Linked DNA regions of Mus musculus: region 2 is linked to region 1. The links are chromatin loops, found by intact Hi-C in ENCODE. Cell type or tissue: heart. All regions are shown on one strand. Links, peaks and the distances in the headings refer to the core of each region. The heading gives the core; the rest is flanking DNA. Region 1 overlaps Arhgap28 (Rho GTPase activating protein 28). Region 2 holds the start of Arhgap28 (Rho GTPase activating protein 28).

The links. A loop is a pair of places that touch in the nucleus more often than their neighbours do. Peaks named below come from ENCODE experiments on the same cell type or tissue, not always from the same donor. Only the 100,000 strongest peaks of a DNase experiment are listed, where the experiment ranks them.
Region 2: a loop joins it to region 1, with 2.2 times the contacts of the local background. A loop is called at or near these places in 5 of 42 quality-filtered maps.

What each region holds. Positions count from the first base shown.
Region 1 is chr17:67,946,312-67,957,716 of GRCm38, forward strand. The region is part of intron 1 of Arhgap28 (Rho GTPase activating protein 28); the gene reads right to left. Among named protein-coding and RNA genes, the nearest start is that of Arhgap28, 52 kb to the right of the region's middle. In heart, for the core only: a CTCF peak has its summit at 6,229; no DNase peak of the experiment used is centred there; H3K4me3 peaks cover 398 bases; H3K27ac peaks cover 2,589 bases.
Region 2 is chr17:67,996,551-68,007,955 of GRCm38, forward strand. It overlaps Arhgap28 (Rho GTPase activating protein 28), which reads right to left and starts at 7,558. Exons shown (of 18, transcript NM_172964.4): 1 at 7,345-7,558. The coding sequence starts at 7,460. In heart, for the core only: a CTCF peak has its summit at 6,363; a DNase peak (open chromatin) is centred at 7,641; H3K4me3 peaks cover 4,130 bases; H3K27ac peaks cover 3,179 bases.

The DNA of each region.
Region 1 (11,405 bases), core at 4,222-9,221:
AAGAGCTGAGCTGACAGCAGCATTTGCTAGGGGCTTGATCCCCTCGGTGGGTTTATTTATTTATTTTTCAAATAGCAATCTGGAAAGAAGTGCTCACATTAAAGCAGAGGGAGGAGCCAAGGGCTCTGGCACTGCTGGCATCTTGGGAAGAGTCCAGTGCTTCTCAGATAAGTGGATATTAGCCCAGAAACTTAGAATACCCACGATACAATTTGAAAATTACATGAAACTCAAGAAGGAAGACCAAACTGTGGACACTTCGTTCCTTCTTAGAAGGGGGAACAAAATACCCATGGAAGGAGTTACAGAGACAGAGTTCGAAGCTGAGACTGAAGGAAGGACCATCCAGAGACTGCCCCACCCGGTGAACCATCCCATAAACAACCACCAAACTCAGACACTATTGCAGATGCCAACAAGATTTTGCTGACAGGACCCTGATATAGCTGTCTCCTGTGAGGCTATGCCAGTGGCTGGCAAATACAGATGTGGATGCTCACAGTCATCTATTGGATGGAACACAGGGTCCCCAATGAAGGAGCTAGAGAAAGTACCCAAGGAGCTGAAGGGGTCTGCAGCTCTATAGGAGGAACAACAATGTGAACTAACCAGTACCACCAGAGCTCATGTCTCTACATGCATATATAGCAGAGAATGGCCTAGTCGGCCATCAATGGGAGGAGAGACCATTGGTCTTGCCCCAGTATAGGGGAATGCCAGGGCCAGGAAGCAGGAATGGGTGGGGGGCAGGGGGAGGGAGAGGGTATAGGGAATTTTCGGAGAGGAAACTAGGAGAGGGGATAGCATTTGAAATGTAAATGAAGAAACTATCTAATTAAAAAGAAAAAAGAAAATTGGACCTAGTACAGAGTAACTTAAAAGGATGTGGGTGGGTTAATGTTGTCACAGAGAAACTTGCAGGGAGAAACCATAGGACAAAGCCCATGATGTTCTCACAGTGTATACAGGCAGACTCATTCCTACTGAATTATTCATGGTTGGCAAAGGTTAAAAGGAAAGAATGGCAAGCATTCCATTCTCTACCATAAAAGAAGCTCCATGGCCAGGTACAGTGGTATACACCTGTAACCCCAGCACTTTGGAGGCTGAAGCAGGAGGATTGCTAGTTCAAGGCCAGCCTGGGAAAACCCTACTGAAAAAAGAAAGGAAGGGAGGGAGAAGGGATGGAAGGAGGAATCGAGGCAAAAAGAAACAGGAAGGGAGCAAGAAACAATGGATTAAAGAAAAACAGGGAAATAAATACATGGTGGATAAGAAATAAATAGGCCACCGCTTCCACTGTCTTGGCTACAGAGCCTCTGTCTATCTAGACTATTCTAAGGTCACTGTGGTTCTCTCCATACTGCTGAGGTTCTGGACGTTTGGGCACACAGTGAAGTGCCTTCCAGAGTGCTGCTGAAGCCCCCAGTCCCCCAGCTTTCCTCCCCACAACTATGGAAGGCATTCTGCCCAGAGGGGAGCAGGATGGAATACCCGGGTCAAGCCATGTACACCGCCCACTTATCTGGGCTCCAGAGAGTCCCATACCATTCTAATGAACAGAACCACTGAACCACGCCCGACCGATCCTGCTAAGCAAACCACGGGCTGCCTCCGCTCCGAATCCCCACTACGTACGATTCTTGGGTTCTTGAGAAGTCTACTGTGGTGTGACCTCAATGGAGCCAAGAAGGAAATCCACTTACCTGTTGGACGCTGATTTTGGCACGAGCATGCACAAGGACTATGTTCACATCAACACCGCTAGCAACTGCAGAGGGCTCAGGCTAATCTTCCCGGCCCTCTGGCTCCATGTTTACCTGCCTACTCCTCGAAATTTGCTCGGTAAAATGGGTTCTTCCAAGCCTATTGTTTTTGCCTCACTGATGTCATTTAACAATGAGCATCCATCTAAGTCAACCTGCCAAACAATCTCCAGTGTGGTTTATTTTTTTTATTTGTTTTTAAATCTTTTATCTTTCTCCTTAAATATTCTACAAGTGTCCGTGTCCCTAGGAAATGACCCCCTTTTCAGCCTCTCCTTCCTTCTGCTCAGATAAGTGTAGGGATGACTGTCCTGGATACAATCATCTGTCTCTGACTGGTCTCATCACTGAGCATCAATATAACTCAGAGCTCCAAGCATCTCACCTCTGCATCTCCTGACCTCTGTGCCCTCATTGCACTTCTCTGCTTAACTGTTTCCCCCTCGAGTTTCAGAAGGCTCCCGGGTAGGGCACTGCATTCCTCTCAGTTCTAGCCCTAATCTAACCAGACACAAAACCTGCAGTCCTGCAGGCAGCTCAAATTATGGTCTTCCAGTAAATCTTGACTTAGTCGTCCCCTTACCTCTGAGAGCCACAGATTCTCCTTTAGCTCGGCTTACAGGCTATTTTATTTATTTATTTTTTAGACTCAGGCGGCACCTTGGCAAATAAGCCCTACTGTGACTGTGCCACATCTTTGGAGTCCCTTATCTGTAAAAGATGCCCCGCCCCAAGTGGCTAAGTGTGGTCCTGCCCCAACCCCATGCTTCTCTTCCTTTATGATCATACAAAGTCCTTTGTTTACAGTCCCAAATCTAAACATTAGTCATATTTTGCTTTGGATTAGCTCAACTGCTAGTTAATGAATCTTTAGCCTGCAGTTTAGCAGGGGCCTTTTACGAAATTTTGTCTGTAGAAGACAGATACCTGTCCAAAGGTAGTGGCTGGAAGGCAGTGGTAATTATACACAGAACCCCGGCTGTGAGAAAGAACACATGTGAAGCGAATTCATTATTGCTTAAAGACTTAAGGTAGGGCTCCGGTTAGGAGATGCCCACTGGGGCACAAGTCATTTCTTTAAAAATTATTTTAATCATTAAATTTAATGAATTTATAAAGCTAGTCATTATTTTCAGAAATGAGGGAGTCAAGCTAATAATCCCACCCTAGGCTTCGTGCTGGAAATGTTTACGGCACCCTGGGTCTGTAATTCTCAGGTGCTTTTGTTTATGACCGAAATCCGAGATAAAAGTTGTAACCACTCACTAATGCATACATTATAAAGTAAGCAACATTTCATCAAGGTGTGTGTGTGTGGGGGGGGACTTTTTGGAGTCTCCCAGAGACTCCAAAAAGAAAGTGCGGTGGGGTCCAAGTGATCTTTACTTTTGGATTACCAAATGCAAAAGTTAGAACAATTTTAAAACAAAGTAACAGTGGATGCAGATCTTAAAATATAAAGATAGTGTATTTAAGTTAAAAAAACAAAACAAAACAACAACCACAAAAAAAACCCACTCCATCACAGGACTTAAAAGTAATTTAAAGGAAATAAAATTCAAAGCCCAAGCTGTCCTGCCTCCCCTGGCCCCTGTGTCCGCCGATACACAGTGCGGACAGGACCAGGGAAGGTTTGCTGAGAGCCAGCGCTTGTGTTTCTGCATCGAAAGCCCCTGCAATTACGCTCATTAGGCCTGGGTTTCATGACACAGTAAACATGGGTGCTAATTCATCTGGAGGAGCCTGCACACAGGAAGCAAGACAGAGACCAGGGAAAGGAAGGGCAGATGCAAGGAACAGATACGGATCGTCCAAACTCAAAGTCCCCAAACCCCAGGGCAGAAGGCTACCCTGTGGAGCAGTACAGAATGAAGGTCCTACCCACCCACCTTCTGTGGGACCAGAGCAAAGGCCACTCCTGGATGGTGATGTCCTTTGTCCCAGAACTGAAATCAAGCTGAAAGGCTTGTTACCCTGACTAGAGAAGAAAAGTGTTTCCACCCGGGTGGAACACCTGGCCCAAGTCTACTTCAGTAAATGTTACTAAAATTAGCTACCTGGAGCGATTGGATTAGATTGTTTCAAGCCACCCACCTCAAACCCCCGGAATTGCAACAGAGAGCCTTCAGGGCATTCACTGCTAAGACATCTATTAGAAACCAGTCTTCCATATTAGTAACAAGATTTACTTTGTTTCTTTCTATACCGAGTATTAGCAGCTCACATTAATACCATCAAATTTTAAAACAACCTGCTTTAAGGGACTGAAAAGATCACAACTTAGAATCATCACACTGTGTACCCATAAACTACCAAGATGATTATCATCAGAGCCACTAAAGCATCCACTGGAAACTGGACTTCACAAACGGCCCTAGCAGCCAACTCTGCTCCTCCTTTTAAAGCCTCAGAAAGGAATCCAAAGCCTGAGTTGATGCTGGAAGAAGCATCAAGACTTACCACCGGTCAGCAGGGCAAAAAAGCTCGTTGACAGCACTCTGAGAGAGGCACAGTACAGCTCTACCATGCTGTGCTCTCAGGACCTGGAGGCAGGGGAGCCATCTCCAGCCAGCCTTCTCCACACACCACCAAGTGCTGCCCTGTCCCCAGAGGACAAGCAAGCACGGCTGGGCCCTGTGGCCTAGGAACAAAGGGCAGTAGAGTTTCTGGGCTCTGTGGAGAACTTACTCCCTTCTTGCTTCAGCTATTTAAGGAGGTTGTGCTTGCCGGACAAAAGCTGCCTGCCTCACCGTCTTCCTGTTTGTGTCTGAGCTCAAACTTCCATCCATTTCCCCAAGGAAGACTTACTTTCAAAGTGCAATTAGCAGTAGGAAGGCTGACCTGGAGAAGCGTGGCAGTGGGTGAAGGCTGAGATCTAGAGCCATGCCTTCCCTAAGTAGACACGGGCTCTATTAAAAGTTCTGTAAGAGTCGGAGGCAAAAGCTGGATCTCTTGTGATATAGAAGCGTTTCTCTCTTCAGACTTTTAATGTGAAATGTAGAAGGGAAAAGAATTTGTGGCTGATTAATTCAATATGTGCCGAGCCATAATGCAGACACAAACTGCGCCTATGGTCAGAAGGTAAGGGTTTGATTGCAGAGAGCTTTGCCACTGAAAGCTTCTAAGATCTTGACACAATCCAGTCTCTTCTGGACCTCCAAGTTGTTCATCTGAGTTCATGGGACTAATAACGCTTACTCTGCAAAGTCACTGTGAGAAGTGCGAGCAGTGAATGTAAAAGGTCTCATGCTTAGGCTCATCTGAAAGTCAGATCAGTGGAAAACCGGGCTTGGCATGCAGAAAGCTCTGTGTTCCATCCCCAGCAACACACACGCACACACACACACATACTCATACACACTCAATTACATTCACATACTCATATATATGCTCACACAACTCACACATATGCACATAGACACTCACACATATGCACAGACACTCACACATAAGCACATAGACACTCACATATATGATTACAAAACACAAGCACACACTCACACACATGCACATATACACTCACATACACATATATATGTTCACACAACGTACACACACATATATACTCACACAACACACAAACATACTCACACAACACACACACATGTACTCACACAACACACACATATACTCACACAATACACACACATGTACTCACACAATACACACACACACTCACACAACACACACACACACATATACTCTCACACACACATGTACTCACACACACACACACACACACACGACCATCCTGTAATCGCAGCATGATGCTTAACTTCCTAACTATTACAGACTTATCAGACAGCAGTAGCTAGATTTTTAAAAGCCAGCATACTTCCTCTCAAAAATTACAAGCTAGAGCTGTAGCTAAGTGGTAGAGCACTTGTCTAGCTTGCTCTGGAACGCGGGTTCAATTCCCAGCACAGGAGAAAATGATTTTAATTAAAAAGGGTAACTTTGTTTGCATGCTACGCAACTGCCCGTGAGCATGAAGATTTAAGGAGAGGTAGGACACTCCCTTGCTCTCCAGCTGAACAGTTCCAGTGCCATGAACTGTGCTTGGCACCTAACATCACTAAATCCATGTCAGTGAGTGGAAAAGAAATCAGTTACGTGAATGAGAGGCTAAGTGCGCCATTCCTGACAAAACCAGGCACAGTGTTTGACTGACAGTTAAGCCTGACTGACATGAGTTCAGGCTGAGCATCTGTCTGAAACCCCAAATCTGAATGGCTCCCCCAAATTGGAATCTTTAGAGCAGCCCATCAGGTCGGGGCTTCCAGTTTCAGATGTTCTGATCAGGGATGTGCAAATGTCCCAAAGTCTTTAAAAAAGAAAAAAAAAAATCTGAGCTCTAAAATCTTAGAGTAGATCTCAGATGTCTGGAATATGTATGGGATATGAGACGCACAGGCACCACGCCACAGTAGTGTGTGCACACAGCCACTTCCATGGAGGAAATCCCAGGGGGCGTGAGAGGAAAAGCTTTTGAAAACAACTTCAAAATCAGAGCTGTACGTTCACTTTTATTTTTATGATTTAAACTAGCGAGAAGGTTTAGATCTCATTGAGATTTTTAAACAGTGCATTTTAGTGATTCTCCTTCCCACATGCGCATCTCCCCCCTCACCTCTGACCCCTTATGACCTGGCCCCCTTCCCGTCTCCTTTCCTCTGTGTCCTATATCCACCCCCATCCTTTTTGATCACCTCCTGCTGCCCTGCGTTGGTCTCCTTCCTAGTTTCTGTGAGGCTCTGTCCACATGAGTGCACACGTACACACATGCACATAACATACAACAGGGTCAGTGTGTGAGGAGGACTGTGCAGTTTGTGTCTTTCTGTCTCTTGCTCGTATCATGCTTCCCAAATCCACCCACACTCAGGGCTGCTGTTCTGGGGAGTCAAGTGAGGAATATACACGGGACCTTCATAGGTGCAACGCTCAGTAGAAAGACGTTAACTCACTGAAGAAAACTTGACCTTCGAGTTTCTCACGCCTGCTTCTGTTAAACCTCTAAGCTTGTTCTCTTGAGCCCTGTATACCCCGGAGAGGGTGTCAGGAGACTCACTGAATATTTTTTTTTTAAGAGCATTACCTTGACATGAAGAATAAAGACTTGGGTCCCTTGTGGCTCTTATGATCCACTTACTAATGTTTGATACAAGCTTGCTGGGGGAGAAGATGGCATATGAAACAATCCACTGTTTAGGTTTTCTCTTTACTGCCTGTGACGAGGTCACGGCAGACAAATTCCTTGATGGTTATTCATGGATCCACGTGTAAGGAAGAAAGTGGTTTCATTAGGTATTTGTCCATTTCATGTAGAGACTAAGAGAGATCCGACTCTTCACAGAGTGCACATGAAAAGGTCATGTGGCACACTGTTCCCTACTTCTCGGGAGGCCTCTCTGTTCCCTTCAGGAAGAGAACTTCCCTGGCCCACTCTTTTCCTCTGGACTCTTCAGGCTCCCGCTTTTTAATGTAAAATGAGACTAATCCCATTAAGCTGTCCTTGTAAGTGGTAATAGTGGGAAAATAAATATTTAGAATTGCTGACTCTGAATGACGTCATTTCAGTTCCCAAATAGAACCAGTCCGATCTTATCCGTAAACCTCCTACAGATTTAGCATGGTAAGTCTCCAAAGAACAGAGGAAGGTGGTGAAATAACACCAGACTCCACTGAAGCCAGGGCTTCGCCTCTGTAGAAGGGCAAGCACCTGGGTCATGTGTGAGAAGACGGCTGCATCCTCTGCAGACAGAAAGGAACCGCAGAAGAATCTCTGCGTCCACAAGGAACTGCTCTCACCTGTCTGTCTCTATGACCTCACTTTTCAAGGAAAGGATTCCCCCTCTTCTTCCTCTAGTTTCTCCTCTTGCTCAGAACTGCAAACGCTGGAGGCATTTTTAATTGCCTGACTACAGACTCTAAGGAGTTCTGAAATGGATTTTTAGCAGTTGCTGGGTTTCTCAAGCTTGCATTTAGCTTCCAGCCTGGAAAGTGCACAGGGTTTGTGAATTCAGCTCCACGAGGTGATCAAGGCACTAACTCTGCCTTTTCCAGAACAGCAACTTCAGCCTGGAGCTGGAGGAGGGGAGGCTGGGGCTCTTTGAAGCACCCAGAAGCTCTGGCATTCCTCCCCTGGCATGCTGCTCTGTGGCCAGGTAGCTGCGGTAGAAATCCTTTACTGCCCCCTTTCTGGCACACTTAATCAAGACCTGCACCCACCGTATTTGATTGGTGAATAAAAAGATAAAGTCGGGGAGCCGGCCAAGACTCTGGTAGGCTGTTTTTGTTGTTATGCAAGTCTCACTTCAATGCAATTTATCAATAACTGGGGAACATCTAACATTGCTAGTATTAAATAAATGTCTTCTACAGGACAGAACATATAAAGATCTGTCTTGTAGGAGAAGAGAATTTATAGGTCTGACAATAAAGGAACAAATATCACAGAACTGTGCCTGCTGTCCACAGATCCCAAGTACACACACATCACAATAAAAAAATGGTTTTCCTTGTTCTTGTGTGCTGCCTTATAGTGGGTAAAACTTTCCTACGAGCTGGCTCCAATAACTAACCTGTAAGGAATAAAGCAGGGAAAACAAAGTCACACGGAGGGGTTCATCTCCACAGAGGAATATTTGAATTGTTACATTAATTCCAAGAGGGCAGGACTATTTCTTTTTTAAGGCGAGTAACAGAGACAGTATCTCTTGCTCTTTTTCTCCATCCTAACTTGCTGCAGAGAGGCTCGGCTGTGCTCAGAAGACACAGATTGGTAGGTTAACCTTCATAGTCTACAACTGATTCAAATGCTACGAAGACAGATGGAAATCACTGTGGCACAAAGGTAGCATGTAACAAGGGAGGGACATACAGCCTGATATTAAACTTGCCAAGTACACAGGTTAAGGACATGGCTCAGTTGGAAGAGTGCTTGCTTAGTAGTCATGAGCCCTGGGTTTGTTTCATCCTCAGTACCACGGAAAATGAGCCTTCCTGGAACATGTCTGTAAGGACCTGCACCAGGGAGGCAGAGGCAAGAGGACCAGAAGAGCATCCTCCGCTAGAAAATGAACTGGCTGGCGGCCAGCCTGGGATACATGCAACGTTGTCTCAAAAGCAGAATGCAAAGCACCAAGTGAGAAGGGCATGGGTTTAAGTCCACTTCCAGCTGTATGAGCTCAGACAAACTTCTCAATCTCTCTGAGCTGTGCCTTCTTCATGAATGAAAAGGACCACCTTGTTAGGTCGTGGCAATAATTAAATAAATCATAAACGCCAGCCCCTTAACGTAGTACTTTTAGAAATTCCCCAATCGACAGCTCAGATTTAGAGAAACAAAATCAAACAGAACACATTTGAATGGACAGAGATGTTTAAACCCGTCGTACAATAGGGGATTCCTTCTTATACCTGGAAGAGTCTGAACACACAAGCTGCCCCCGAGCCACATACTTGATACATGAAAGATGACGTAGGAAAGGGTTTCACAAAGAGTGAGAGTCCCAAATCGCCCCTTACCTCTCAACTGTCATACCCCTTACCTGTCTGGGACGTGCCTCCACAGTCCTGGGTTCAATCTGAACACTTCAGCTGATCCTGCACGCAGTAATCTCCTGCACTATTCTGTAGAGAGTCTCCAAGGGTGCCTTAATGTCTAGAAGACTCTTAGCATGTCCTCATAAACTGATGAGATTGTCCCTTCAACTATAAACAAGTAGGAAACCAGATTAAGTCTAAGAAACTGTTTACAGATATTAGACACAGGAAGTATCGGATACGGTCCAAAGACGAGGGACCAAGCAGGGCTTTCTGGGAGTTAATCCCAGCTCTCTCTCTGTCTGACAGGAGGCTCCGACTGCAGAGGGAGACCAAACTCAAGAGCACTGTGGTCTCCTCCAGCTGGGGGCACAGAATGGCATTCTGGGAGGCTCAGGCAGAAAGAATCTGCGAGGGAAAGCACCAAGTGCCAGACAGGAAGGAGGGAGGCAGACAAAGAGCTCAAGAATCCACAAGGCATTTCCTTGGGTTTGAGGCTGAATATCAGGTCACGGTGTTCAGGGTCAACTTTATGGAGTCTGACAAAAAACAAATGAGTTTCTATAAGTTAAACAATCCCCAAGTCCCCTTTGCCTGGCTGACATGTGAGCCTTGTCCAGTTGGAATAGAAAGTCTTTGTCAGAGAGACTGGGGCTTTTAGGTCACGACCTCAGAAGTCTACTTTGGTGAAGCTCAGTCATTTCTGAAAGGCTACTCTAGGTCTGCCCTAAACATTTTAATGGAAATAAGACAAAACCTTCACTTATCTTGCACTAAACAGCAACAAGACGAACACAAGCCCAGCATTCAAGCCAACGTAACTCCCATACAAGGAAAGAAAGGAAGGACGGGCACAGGGATTTAGACACAGCTGGATGGAGGACCTCACACACCAGCAAATGGAAGCCCAAGTGTAAACATGCTCAGATTACGAAAACGCCTAAAAGGAAACACATGAAGGGACAGATGGAAGACAGGAACCTTGAGACTCTCTGGAGATGAAAGATGTGTCTGAAATGAAGAATATATTGGGCAGGCTTATCAGTCCATGACTAGTCACAAAACAAGAGTCCAATAAATTTGAAGACTAAACAATATGAAAAAAAAAAAAACTGGAACAGACAAGGTTAGGGAAGGGGGTGCAGGAATTGAAGAGTTTCCCGGTGACCTGTGGGACAAAGAGTAATCTAACAGACCAGTTAATGGAGTCCTAGATAGGGAAGGAAACCAATTTTAAAAAATAGCGGTTGAAATCCCCCACCCCAAATCTGTTGGAAATGATAAATCATAGCTTGAAGAAATTTGGTGAACTCCAAGAAAAGACAAGGAAAAGAAAACCAAAGTCTCGTGCCATGATACCCTCACGGAAAAGCAAATCAAGAACAAATACCAGAAGCAACAGAGTAGAGACAGAGAAGCTACGTCCATAAGGACTAGGAAAGAGGGAGCATAAAGCAACATCAGAAGAAGCTACAGCCAAAGGCAGGAAAAGGGCATCTCTAGAGGGCTGAAAGAAAAAAAAAATACTTAGCTTCTAATTCTATATCCAGTAGAGTATTTTCTTGGAAAATAAAAACGGGATAAATAATGTCTTAGACATACCCAGGAACACAGAGGACGCACAGGCAGCCACTCTGCCCTTTAAGAAGTGTTGGAGAGGATTTAAGTTCTGGCAAAATGATACTCAATGGAAACTTGGAATAAAACCAGAGAATCAAAGCTTTTTTTGGGGGGGGGGGGTGGAGAGGGAACACAAAAAGAAACTGTTTTCTTGCTTTTTATTTCTCTTAAGAGTGACTTAAAACAAGAATAGCAACAATATTATCATACAGCGTGTGACGGATGCTGCAAGTGCATTGTGTGGCAATGGCAGCCAGCAGTTCAGGATGGAGAAAGCAAAATCACAAAGGCATCAGGGCCTTACACAGTCAGTGAAAATGTTATGGAGAGTTAAAGTCTGGTAGTGTAAAGTATAAAAGCACTGAACAAAGAGATGTATCATGAAAGACAAGACAAAAACAAAAAAGGATTTAAAAAATATATTTTTTTCAAGAATCCAAAAAGAAGGCCAGAAAAGATGGGGGGAAATGT
Region 2 (11,405 bases), core at 3,871-8,870, 50 kb after region 1:
ATTTGACCACGTGGCCTTCCACTTTACCATCAACATTCATACCACATGCATCCTGCTGTCCTCCCCACCCCTCTCCCATGAAGCCACCTCCCCCCCCCACACGACCCCACCCCCTTCTCATGGGCCCTTTCTAGTTTCCTAACCTCTGTCCACACTTCCACCCAAACACACGCATACATATCAACTGTAAGCTAGGATCTGTATAGGAGAGACATGCTGTTTGCCTTTCTGAGCGTGGGATACCCTCGTTGAGTGTGATCTTTTCTAGCTTAATTCATTTTCCTGAAAACTGTGTTAGTTCACTTTTCCTTACTACCGGACAAAACTCCATTGTGGCTACTTTCCACGTTTTCAGTATCCGCTCATCAGTCGATAGACATCTAGGCTGGGCTACGTGTCCTTGCTATTGTGATCAGAGCAGTAATAAACACAGACATGCATGTGTCTCTGTGGTAGGGCATGGAGTCCTTTTGCTGCATGCTCAGGAGTGACAGAGATGCACCATAGGGTGGCCTCCACCACAGGGTGGTCCTATTTTTCACCTTTGGAGAAGCCCCCACATTAGTTGCCCCAGTAGCTGAAGTACTGACACTCCCAGGGGATTGTGGGACAGAGATAATGGCTCCTTTCCAGCCCCTGTCATCATTTGCTTTCTCAATGGAGATGAGATTGCAAAGTGGTTTTAATTTTCATTTCCATGATAGCTAGGGATCTTGAACTCCTTAAAATAGTTACTGGCCATTTGTGTTTCTTCTGAGACCTGTCTATTCAGTTCATCGGCCCATTTGTTAACTGTGAGTTTGGGAACTTAAGCTCTGCCACTCTTTATGCATTCTAGCTATGAACCCCTATTGGGGGGAATAGCTAGCAAATGTTCACTCCCATTCTCCAGGCTGTCTGTCCACTCTGCTATCTGTCCTTTCTTGAATGCAGAAGCTTTGACATTGTATGTAATACACTTGTCGAATCCCTGTGGCCATTTTCTGTGCTGCTGGGGGCCTTGCATAAACTCTCCCCTGATGTGCCTCCTCTGTGTGCTCTCTTAGTTGGCATCGAGGTTTTTAATCCTGTCTGAATACATTTTTGTGCAGAGTGAGAGATATGGATCTAATTTCGCTCTTCGGCATGTGGAAAAACGATGAACAATAATCACTTCAGCCTGGTGTGTGTGTGTGGGGGGGGGGGGGGGTGTCCAAGCCTATAATTCTAGCACTTGGCAAAGTTTCAAAACTAGTCCAGGCTATACAGGGTGTTCCAGGCTACCTGAAGCTGTGAAGAAAAACACTGTCTTAAGGAATAATAATTATTAACATTATCATTATTTAAATTACAGGAGAAATGAAACATACAAATATAGGTTACTCTTTAGTAGCTTATGCATCTTAGTAGCCATTCACTAAACGGTTGTATCTTATGTCATTCAGCATTACTTACTTATTTGTTTCTACTTTGTGTGTGTGTTTGTATGTGTTTATTTGTTTGTGTGCACGTGGGCATGAGCATGTATGCATTCATGTCCCACTGCATGCATACAGAGGTCAGATGACAACCTGCAGGAGTCATTGCTGTCCTTTCATCATGAGGCTCCTGGGGACTGAATCCGGTCATCAGCCTTGGCAGCGAGCACCTTTGCCCTCTGAGCCATCTTTCTGGCCCTCATTTTGGTTGTTTGTATGGTTGGTTGGTTGAATTTTGTTTGTTTGTTTGTTTCTGTCTGTTTGGTTGTTTGGTTTGGGTTTTTGTTTTGTTTGTTTGAACAATCAAGAAAAGGTTCATTCTCACACTACTTAAGGATGTGATTAACTTGGTATTTTCATATAAAGAGATTTAAAAATGAATTCAGCTTTTTACATGGGCAGAATTTAATAGCCAACCTTCCTTCTAAGAAATATTCCTTTATCCCTAATATCTGCCTTTGATTCCCAGCTGGAGCCGATAGCTGGAGACTGTATGGATGGGAAATAAGAACATGGCATTTACTCCAAAAGTCATTTGCTTGGCTTGACAAGAGTAAAAAGAAAATTTGATTATACATAAATTGGGATGTTTACTTGGGTTAAAATACATCTGCAGACATCCAGGTAACATCTCATGAAAGGTCCACCAGGTGTCTAGACACTTTTAAGGAATAAAGAGATGAGGTTTAATAACTACAGTCTCTCACAGAACATTTCATCTAGCATCTCTGTGATTTTTTTTCCTCTTAAAGATTCAGTAAAAAGTCCCCTCCAAAAATAAAAAAAATAAAATAAAATAAAGGAACTTGAAAAATTAGGAAATTTTTCCTAATATCCTCATGAAGCCAAGCAAGGTAAAGCTAAACCATTTCATTACATGACCACTGATGCCCACGCCTATGGGGTTCAGTTTGAAGAAGCGATGCACACAAAAGTCATAAGTTTAGAAAGAATGATAAGTGTATCATTTCATGAAACATAAATTAAGTCAAATCCAGATGAAACAAGGAAAAAAAAACTCCCAGTAGTAATTTTTGCTTCTGTGATCCACAGACAGATGCTAAAATCAGTACATGATAGTTTGGGGAAAAAAGATATTTGTATAAAATACTTCCAGGAGAATGAAGACTCGCTGCAAAGGGGAAAATGATGACTTTGTGGTATGTGAGCCAAGCAATGCCATCTCAGCCAGGTGACCAACATCAACATCATTAGGACGTTCTAGTGTCATGGACCCAGGTGACCAACACCAACATAATTAGGAAATGCTAGTATCATGAACCCAGGTGACCAAAATCAACATCATTAGGATATCATTAGTGTCATGGACCTGACAGGATGGTCCATTGTCACTTCCTCATGCTCTCACTGAATTCAAAAGAAGAACACATTGGGCTAACTCACTAAAAGTGACTTCCTATAAAATCACCAATAAGCTTGTAACAACTGCCAGGGTCATAAAAGACAGATTACCACAGCTGAGGGGAGCCTTGGGGGGATGTAGTTGAGATCACTGTGGGATCTTGGATTCAACTCTATGACCAGAAAATTAATTCTAGCAAGGAAACTAGTGAAATAAGAATATCATCTGTGGTTTAGTTAACTGTAGTAGGCCTTGGTTATTTTCTTCAGTTTGGACCATTACAAGGCTGGTTTTGCAACACGCTAACATTTTAAGGAGTCTGGGTGAGTAGTGGGCCAGCTGCAGAAGAGAGCCCATGGGCAATCCTGGCTCAAGCAGGATGTAACTGTACATCATGCAAATTAGAAGTTGAGGGGGGAAGAGGTACTTTCAGATCACGCTAAACTTGCTGAGTATTTGTATTTACGTTGGCGAGTAAGGATCAGGGAGAAGTGAATAGGTTAAAAGTGGATAGAGCAACCGGCCAAATGCTTAGCCTAATGAGAGGATCAAAGGAAATACACCAGATGTTTAGCCCCAGTTCTACAGATGGAGGCACCTCCACTCAGCAGGGAGTTCATGAAGGAAACCAGAGACCTCAGCTCTGCTTTCAACCACAACATAAAAAGTGGCCTATAAATACCTACCCTCATCTAAGAATTCCATTTCCATTACTGCTTCCGAGCCTTCTAGAACGAGCAGCCCGCCATCCCCTAGAGTTGGCTGCCCTTTGTCTAAGCATAAGCGCATATGGGCTCAGCCTCCATTGACTTATGAGAAAAAGATATTTGTCTCCTACTCTGGTTTTATTTTTCTCAGGATATAATCACCCACCTACTTACACACTTACACACACACACACACACACACACACACACAAATGTCCACATCGTTACTTCATATAACTAAGGAAATCCTTGAAAATTCAGGCAACAAGCATGGCGGTTGGCTAAATCTCTTTATACGTGAAAAGTATTTTTGATGTTTCTCCACATTCTCAGGATTCTCAGTATCGGATTGGGCCTTTCTAAAAAGCATGATGCTGAAGCTAACTTCAACAATTTATTTGCCTAGATCAGACATTTGCTGAATCTCATCTATTTACCCCCTCCCCACCCCCACCCCCAATAAAACAGACAGATTCTGTGAGACTGGCGCTTGCCTTCTGAGAAGTTAGAGCAAAGAAAGACTGTCGAGTCATCTAAATGAACTCCCGAGGAAATCATAAAAGACAACAGTGACAGGAGAAAGTGGGCATGAGAATCAGTCATCAAGTCGACCCAGGCTATACCCAGTCATAGAGTCAAGGAGCCCTGATGGCAGTGATCACAGAAAACAACCAAGAATTCTGAAGGAAACACAGAAGGATTCAAAGGGAAAGCCAGTGTTATTTCAAGTGCCCCGAACACCCCCAGACAAAGGCCAAGAAACAGGAACTTGTTTTATTCACCAGCACATTGCTTGCTCTCTGTGTCCTGACCCTCTTAGAAGGAAACAAAGGATAGCCCATACATTAAATACCACAAACTGCTTACCTACATTAAATATTGATAATTTTTTGTTATTGAAATCTGGAGAAGACATATTGCTCGCCAACCTGAATGCAGGGTCTTTTAGGTACCCAGAATTCTCACTAAAGTGCAGGTACTACTGAGATTGGAGGTAGTTTCACTTATGATATGCCATATGTAGCTGTAATTAATCAATCCATCCATCCATCCATCCATCCATCCAAAAAGGTAAGAACAAGCGATTCCCTGAACTCTTTCAAAGTCTGACATGGGAGCTGTAAAACTCAGATATTTAAATGGATCCCATTAAGTGGAGCCCCCCCCCTTCTCTCATAAGAAACCAAGAACCAAGAACACCCACTTCACACCAAGGACATCACCCGCATTTGCACCATCTCTTTCCAGTTGGTCGGTGCTCCAGGCAGCTCAAGTCACCTGCTTGAAACAGGGTGGTCATTAATGCAGGCGACAGACAGTCAAGGTCTGACAATCTTTCCCCAAGCCTGGCCTGATAGGCATAGTTTGCTGGTTATTTACTTTAACAAAATTAAATAAACAAATGACGGGCCCTAAAGAGATTTAATCGAACGGCGGACTTCACTACGGAGAAGCAGCAGAAAGAGCGTGGCAAACAGAGGCTCCCAAGGCCAGCACAGTGAGCAGCCTTTACTCTCCCTCAGCTTCCCATAGTGTTGGCAGGCAGCAGTATGGACCCCAGTTGCTGTGCCCCCCATTCTTAACTGGAAATTGGAAATCCGGTTATACCTGAACTTTCTTATACTAGAAATTGTGTCACTTCATTCCTTCCAAAGGTTCTATTGTTTCATCCTTTTACTGACAATTCTATTGGTCTGCCCACACTTTCATGGCAGGAAGAACATCTCATTTATCTTTGTGTTTCTCAGGGCTTGATGGGTTACTAACACACAGTCTGTGCAGGCAGGCTGAATCTGGCTCTTAAAAATCCTGCCATTTTATCTCGGCAAGCTTATAAATCTTTAGTAGGAACCCACTAATTTCCTCAAGAAATATTTATTTGGTTATTACATTATACCAGATACTTCTCTGGTGTTTGGATATAATGGTGGGAGATATGTTTTGGTGGAGAAAAAAATAAGACCCCAAACTCAAAACAACTAGGTACACTAGGGGCCTGAGGAGGAAGGAGGAAGGTTTAGCTTTAGCAAGTGCTAATGAATGATCTCTTTGGGAAGTCAGAGCCCACTTTCCCAGAGCCAGACTGCTCACTGTGCCACCAGTAGGCTCCAAATCCATTCGCAAGTTTAAAGAACGCATGTTCCTGAATGAGAGGGGTGCATTCTTCCAAAGCAGAACAATACCTTCTTGCTTCTTGGCTTGAAGGAAAGAATTGATCAGTAGCTAGTAAGTCAAAGGTTAATAACTGGGCCTGATAATTTCTGTTATCAGGCACATGATGGATGATGTAGTATCCTCTAGCTCCTAGTAAACACGGGAACCTCTATTTTCAGTGCTTCTACTGAGGGCCAGGGAGTTAAGCTATCCTCCCATAATTCTGCTGGGGGGGGCTGGAAGGAGGGCTGCACACTCCCATCCCCCGCCTCAGAGGAGGGAGTAACTGAGGGTCCTCTGGAGTACAAGGCAATCGGCAACATTATAAACTTAGACCCAACTGGTTTATGGTAAAGAACTGACTATGATATCAGTCAGCTCTCCCACTCTCACACATTACCATTCTACAAGACCACATGCTGAGCTAATAAAAAACAAAATCTCCCTCCAATTTGCTTTCAGCTATCTGGCTGATGCCCACAGGGACAGCTGCTAGGGTTTAAGCTACACCCAAGCCACTTAAGAATGTAGAAAACTGGCCCCTGCCTTGCATCCAATCCCATCTATTTAGTCAAGATGGTACTTTCTTCTAAAAGAATTACACACTCAATACAAAGAAGAGTTTGTATCTTCAAGCTGAGTCAAAATGATGTGCGTGACTCCGACTGCCGGAGAAAACTGGTACATCTCTCACTGTCTGTTTTAAAATGAGATTTGACTCAACCTGCTCTCTCTGGAAGAAACAATAATTTCTTTGTTAGCGAAGACCAGTATAATTCCTAAGCCAGTGCGATTGGTTCATCTCATGGATACCGTCCAAAGCATATTATGTGACATAGTCACAAATCAATTAAATTGGGAAACAGCAGTAATTATAATCACATAAAGTTAAGAGTGTGAGGAAAAGCAAGTAATTGAAAATAACAGTGATGTAAGATGCCATTAGGAGATGATATCAAAACACGCATTAGCGTAGGCTTCAAAATAAATAAGTAAAAACGTCCACTGATATAGTCGTAGAGAATAGCAAAGGAACTTCCCCTAAACACGCCAGACAGCAAACCATCTCACATTTGGAATATTTTTGACCATCCGTCTTTGGCGGAACAGATGGGCATGCCAGAGCAATGTTCTCCAGATCCCTGGCTTACTAAATGCACATGGTCACCCAAAGAAATAAACAGGAATTGCGTTGGTTGCATACAATCGGCACCGGCACTCATCAAATAATGACATCACTGTATTTAAACAATTGAGGGTATTTACAGTAGAAGTGAAATTGTTATGTCAGTGAAGGTTTCCTTTTGAGAAAAACTTTAGCTTCAAATAGTTAATCTGAGTGTCTGCGAGAACTTTTTTTCTTTTCAACCGACTTGTGTTTGGGTTCTTGGTAATATTTTAAAATTTCTCCAGTACATGGTGAGAGTCTTCCACAGAAATGGTATGTTTATCTAACTCTTGATAAAGTTGCGTCAAGACTACAAGTACCCCGCTAGCCTCAGCCAGCCACACACAGACTTTTTGCCCAGGCTGTTTCTCATCTCCAATCAGGATCATACAAAGAGCAGTCTCAGTTATCAACTCCATAAAAACTTGCCTAAGCGCTGCCCCCTCCCCGCCCCGCCCGGCGCGCGCGCGCGCGGCCCGCGGTGCCGCTCCGTACCTGCTGAGCGGATGGCTGGCCCGGGACGCGCAGCGTGGCTCAGCGCCCTGCGGTTGCGAGCGCGCGTGCGAGTGGTAGGCGGTCAGCACCACGCCGCCCGAGTCCTCCACCTCCATCCTCAGCGGCGCATGTCCCCGCGCTAACCCAGAACAAAGACCGAGACCAACGTGGACTAGCTCCGGGAGCGGGTCAGCGGCCCCGAGCGTCCGGCGCCCCAAGGCTCTGCGACTAGGACGGCCCCGCCCGCCCAAGGGCCACGCCCACAGAGTACAGCGGCAGATTAGCATACAACGCGGGCCACGCCCACAAAACAAGGCGCACCGATTAGCATAACTAAGAGCCACGCCCACAGAGTACAACAGACAGATTAGCTTAATACACCGAGGGCACGCCCACAGAGTACACCGGGCCGATTAACAAACACTGAGGGCCACGCCCACGGATCCCTGCTTCTAGGAAACTGGAAACCTGCCTGGAGCTTGCGGCTCCAGCCAGCAGCTCTAGTAAAGTTTGTGTTTTTCTTCCTTTGTTTCTCCTTTCCTCTTCTCAACCTCCTCCTCGGCCCCTTCAGACGGGAGGCTTATCCCATGGCTAGGAACATTTCCTGCCTGGCAGTCAGAAGTGAGACAGAAACCATGCCTTAGGCAAGGGGAGAAAGGCTAGGTCTGGAATGGGTGCTCTGGGGAAGAAAGGGAGAAAAATGTGACACTCTCATTTAAATGTAACACTCTCATCTGAATCGGAAATTGAAGAGCTGAATGGCACTGACGTTTGCTAGTCTAAGTGACAGCGAATTCGATTTCCCTTCTGCCCAAGCCATTCCCTCTGCACGTGCAAGCCTGAGCTTCCTTCCCATACCCTCAAGACTGCAACGCCAGACTCTTACCTCATTCCTAACATCCCTTTCCTCCACTCAGTTGTGGTCCCTGACAGATACTGTTTCCAGACTGTCTGAAAAGTACTCCTTATTGCCACGGGCTCCATGAATGCTATTTTCAGGGGGCTTTTTAAGGGAGAAGATTATAAACACACATGCACACACACACACACACACACACACACACACACACACTGTATATAACATACCCAAAAGTGCAATATAGTCTTTCTCCTGATTGTGTTTCTGGTTGGAACTGCTTTCAAAATTCTCTCCCTGTGAAACCGCTTAGAGATCATCAATCAAAGCCCCCTCCCCCACCTCTTACTCCCCGGCCACTTTCCAGAAATGGCTCTTGCTTTGTTACAGGAATAATTTCATTCTGCTCTGTGATGAAGGTAGACTCTCCAGACCATGCCTTGTGTGTTTCTTTGCTCTGGTCTGGCATCCACTTGAGTGACTCCTAATAGGTCGTGGTCTTTTTTTTTTTTACCTCCCCCCTCCCCCAAAGGCCAGATGGAACCAGGAAACTTCTCAGAATGAAACACCAAGGAGTAGAAAGCCTGAGGGGAAAACCCACCACTAACTCATGATCAAATTACCATTTTCCAGCAAGTTGGTGCTTTCTACTCAACTGGAAGCTGCTGGAAGAACTGGTCTCTCTCTCTCTCTCTCTCTCTCTCTCTCTCTCTCTCTCTCTCTCTCTCTCTCTCATATCCCAGAGCCCCTCCTGTTTCACATAGCACACACTCCAGAGAGGAAGGTGTGCTGGATAGTGTTTATCAACTTGACACAAGCTGAGGTCATCTGCGGGGAAGGAGCCTCAATTAAGAAAATGCCTCCATAAGAATCAGGCTGTAGGCAAGCCTGTAGAGTGTTTTCTTAACTAGGGACTGGGGGAGTGGGGGTAGCCCATTGTGAGTGGTGCTGGCACTGGGAAGGTGGCCCTAGGTTCTAAAGAAGGCATGCTGAAGAAGCCGTGGTGAGCAAGCTAGAGAGCAGCACCCCTCCATGGCCTCTGCCTCAGCTCCTGCCTCCAGGTTCCTGCCCTGCTTGAGTTCCTGCCCTCACTGCTTTTGATGAAGAACTGTGAACTGGAACTGGGAGGGAAATTAACCCTTTCCTCCCCAAGTTGCTTTTGCTCATGGTGTTTCATTCCAGTAATAGTAACCCTACCTAGGTCAGAAGGCTTGGTGATGAATGAATGAATGGATGAATGAATGAATGAAATGAATGGCTGGAATACAAGTGGATTGGTAAAGTAGATAGTACTCTTCAGGGTAGTGGTTCTTAGCTTTCAAGCTAGCCAAGGGATTTTTCCAAGTGACTCATATTGCTTCATAGCACTGAATCGAGCAACAAAAACAAGTTCTCTGTGTACTTCCATTTTTTGTGTGTGAGCTACAAAGTACAGCTTTTGTCAGCATCCTTGAGTTTTCAGGTTGCAAAAAGATGCCAGACTGCACATGTTGTGTGGCACAATGTGTTACTCAAGCTCCTTCCATTAACCCTTCAGATTGTCCGACCTGATGTGACTTATAGTCTCTAAGGGCTGGATCGGGTCATCTGTAACACAAGAGAGAAACCAGCAGGAAATCTAGAGAGATGGGGAGAAAGGTTGTGTGCACCAATCCTCGGTCTGATTTGCTACAGGGAGGGGGTGTTTCTTCTCTCTGAAGCTGTGACCTTGATGGTAGCTGTATGCTGCTCTCTGGAGTCTAGTAACCACTACTTGGTAGACAGACCTAGGGGTGGTGATGGCTAAGTGTTCCTGAATCACGACATACTTCTTCCTTTACTATGGGTACAACTTTAGAGACAGTCCCTCTCTTGCTAAGCTGTCCTTATCACCTGTGCTGCATGATCCTTCCATCAAGACATCGGCCTGCCGGAGAATCTTTGTGGGGCAGAATCCCTTAAGTGAAACTGCTGATGTGGCCGCACTGGAATAGTCCTGCTTTCCACTAAAGACAAAAATTGGTCTGTACAAGTGTTTTCTCAGTGAATAATTTTCAGCCTAAACAAGTTTAGTAATATAGACACCATGAAATCCATTTGGGGGCCTGAGCTCTGAGGTGGGACACCTGTCTGGCATGTGGCTCATGACCCTGAGTTTGATTCTAATTGATCCTCAGGATTGAAAGAGAAGAGGTGGGGACAAGGGTTGAAAACAAAAAGACCTTCAGGCTAGGGATGACAGCTTAGGGCAGTGACAACTCGCCGGGTTGTGGAGTGAGTCCACACGAGGACCTTCGGGAAGATAAAGTTATCTGGACAGTGGACCATGGGCATTCGTTCTGAAATAGGACTTCCTGTTTGTTGGAGACAGGGTAAATGGAAGCAAGTTTGAGTTTCCTGTGCCAAGTACTGGGCTTAGAATCAGGAAACATGGGTGTCCACACCAGCCCAACACCGGCAAAACATGGGGCTCCGAGCAACATGCTAGTTTGTAGACCTGTTTCTGCACATTTGAAAGAAAGGAACTTACCTTGCATCAGGGTTCTATTCTGCTGTAGATGTCAAAACATCAGCCCACAGATGCTTCAGCGAGTGTTCTCAGCACCAAGTTACATCCGGACTGTGGACCCCAGGCCAGGATAAAGCATCGCTCAACCTTATTCCGGGATTTCTGAGGTCTGAATCCAGGCTCTTAAGTGTTAACAGAAAAGGTTTCCTGAGATGTAAAATGCACACTTCCTTACTTGATGTAAATAAGTAGGGCTTAATTTATGTTTCCTTGTGTAACTTCTCATAAACCTACTTAGTATGCTAAAGGTTATATACCACTAACATAAAAATAATTAAGTGGTAATTACATTTATTTTTTTGGACACATAGTTATTTCTGTATAGGGGTATGTATAATTTATTCTCATTATCTGCTCTTAGAATGCATTGAGGATTAACAGGGTTTTTTTTTTTTTTTTTTTTTTTTTGTATTTATTGTAGCTCTGTCAATAGGTGGACATGAAGAGCCATCAGAGATCTGCAGAATATGGGGACCCTGGGTGCAACAAGACTCCACTTATTCAATGAACAGAAGAGAACAGTCAAAAAGGCCAGAGATTCAAGTCTGGGTCTGGATAATAGGATTGCCACTTACTGATGAGACTGTTCTCATTCCTCATTTGAAATGTGAGAACTGACCAAAATTGGTAGAAAAGCAAAGAGCTTATCTTTTAAAA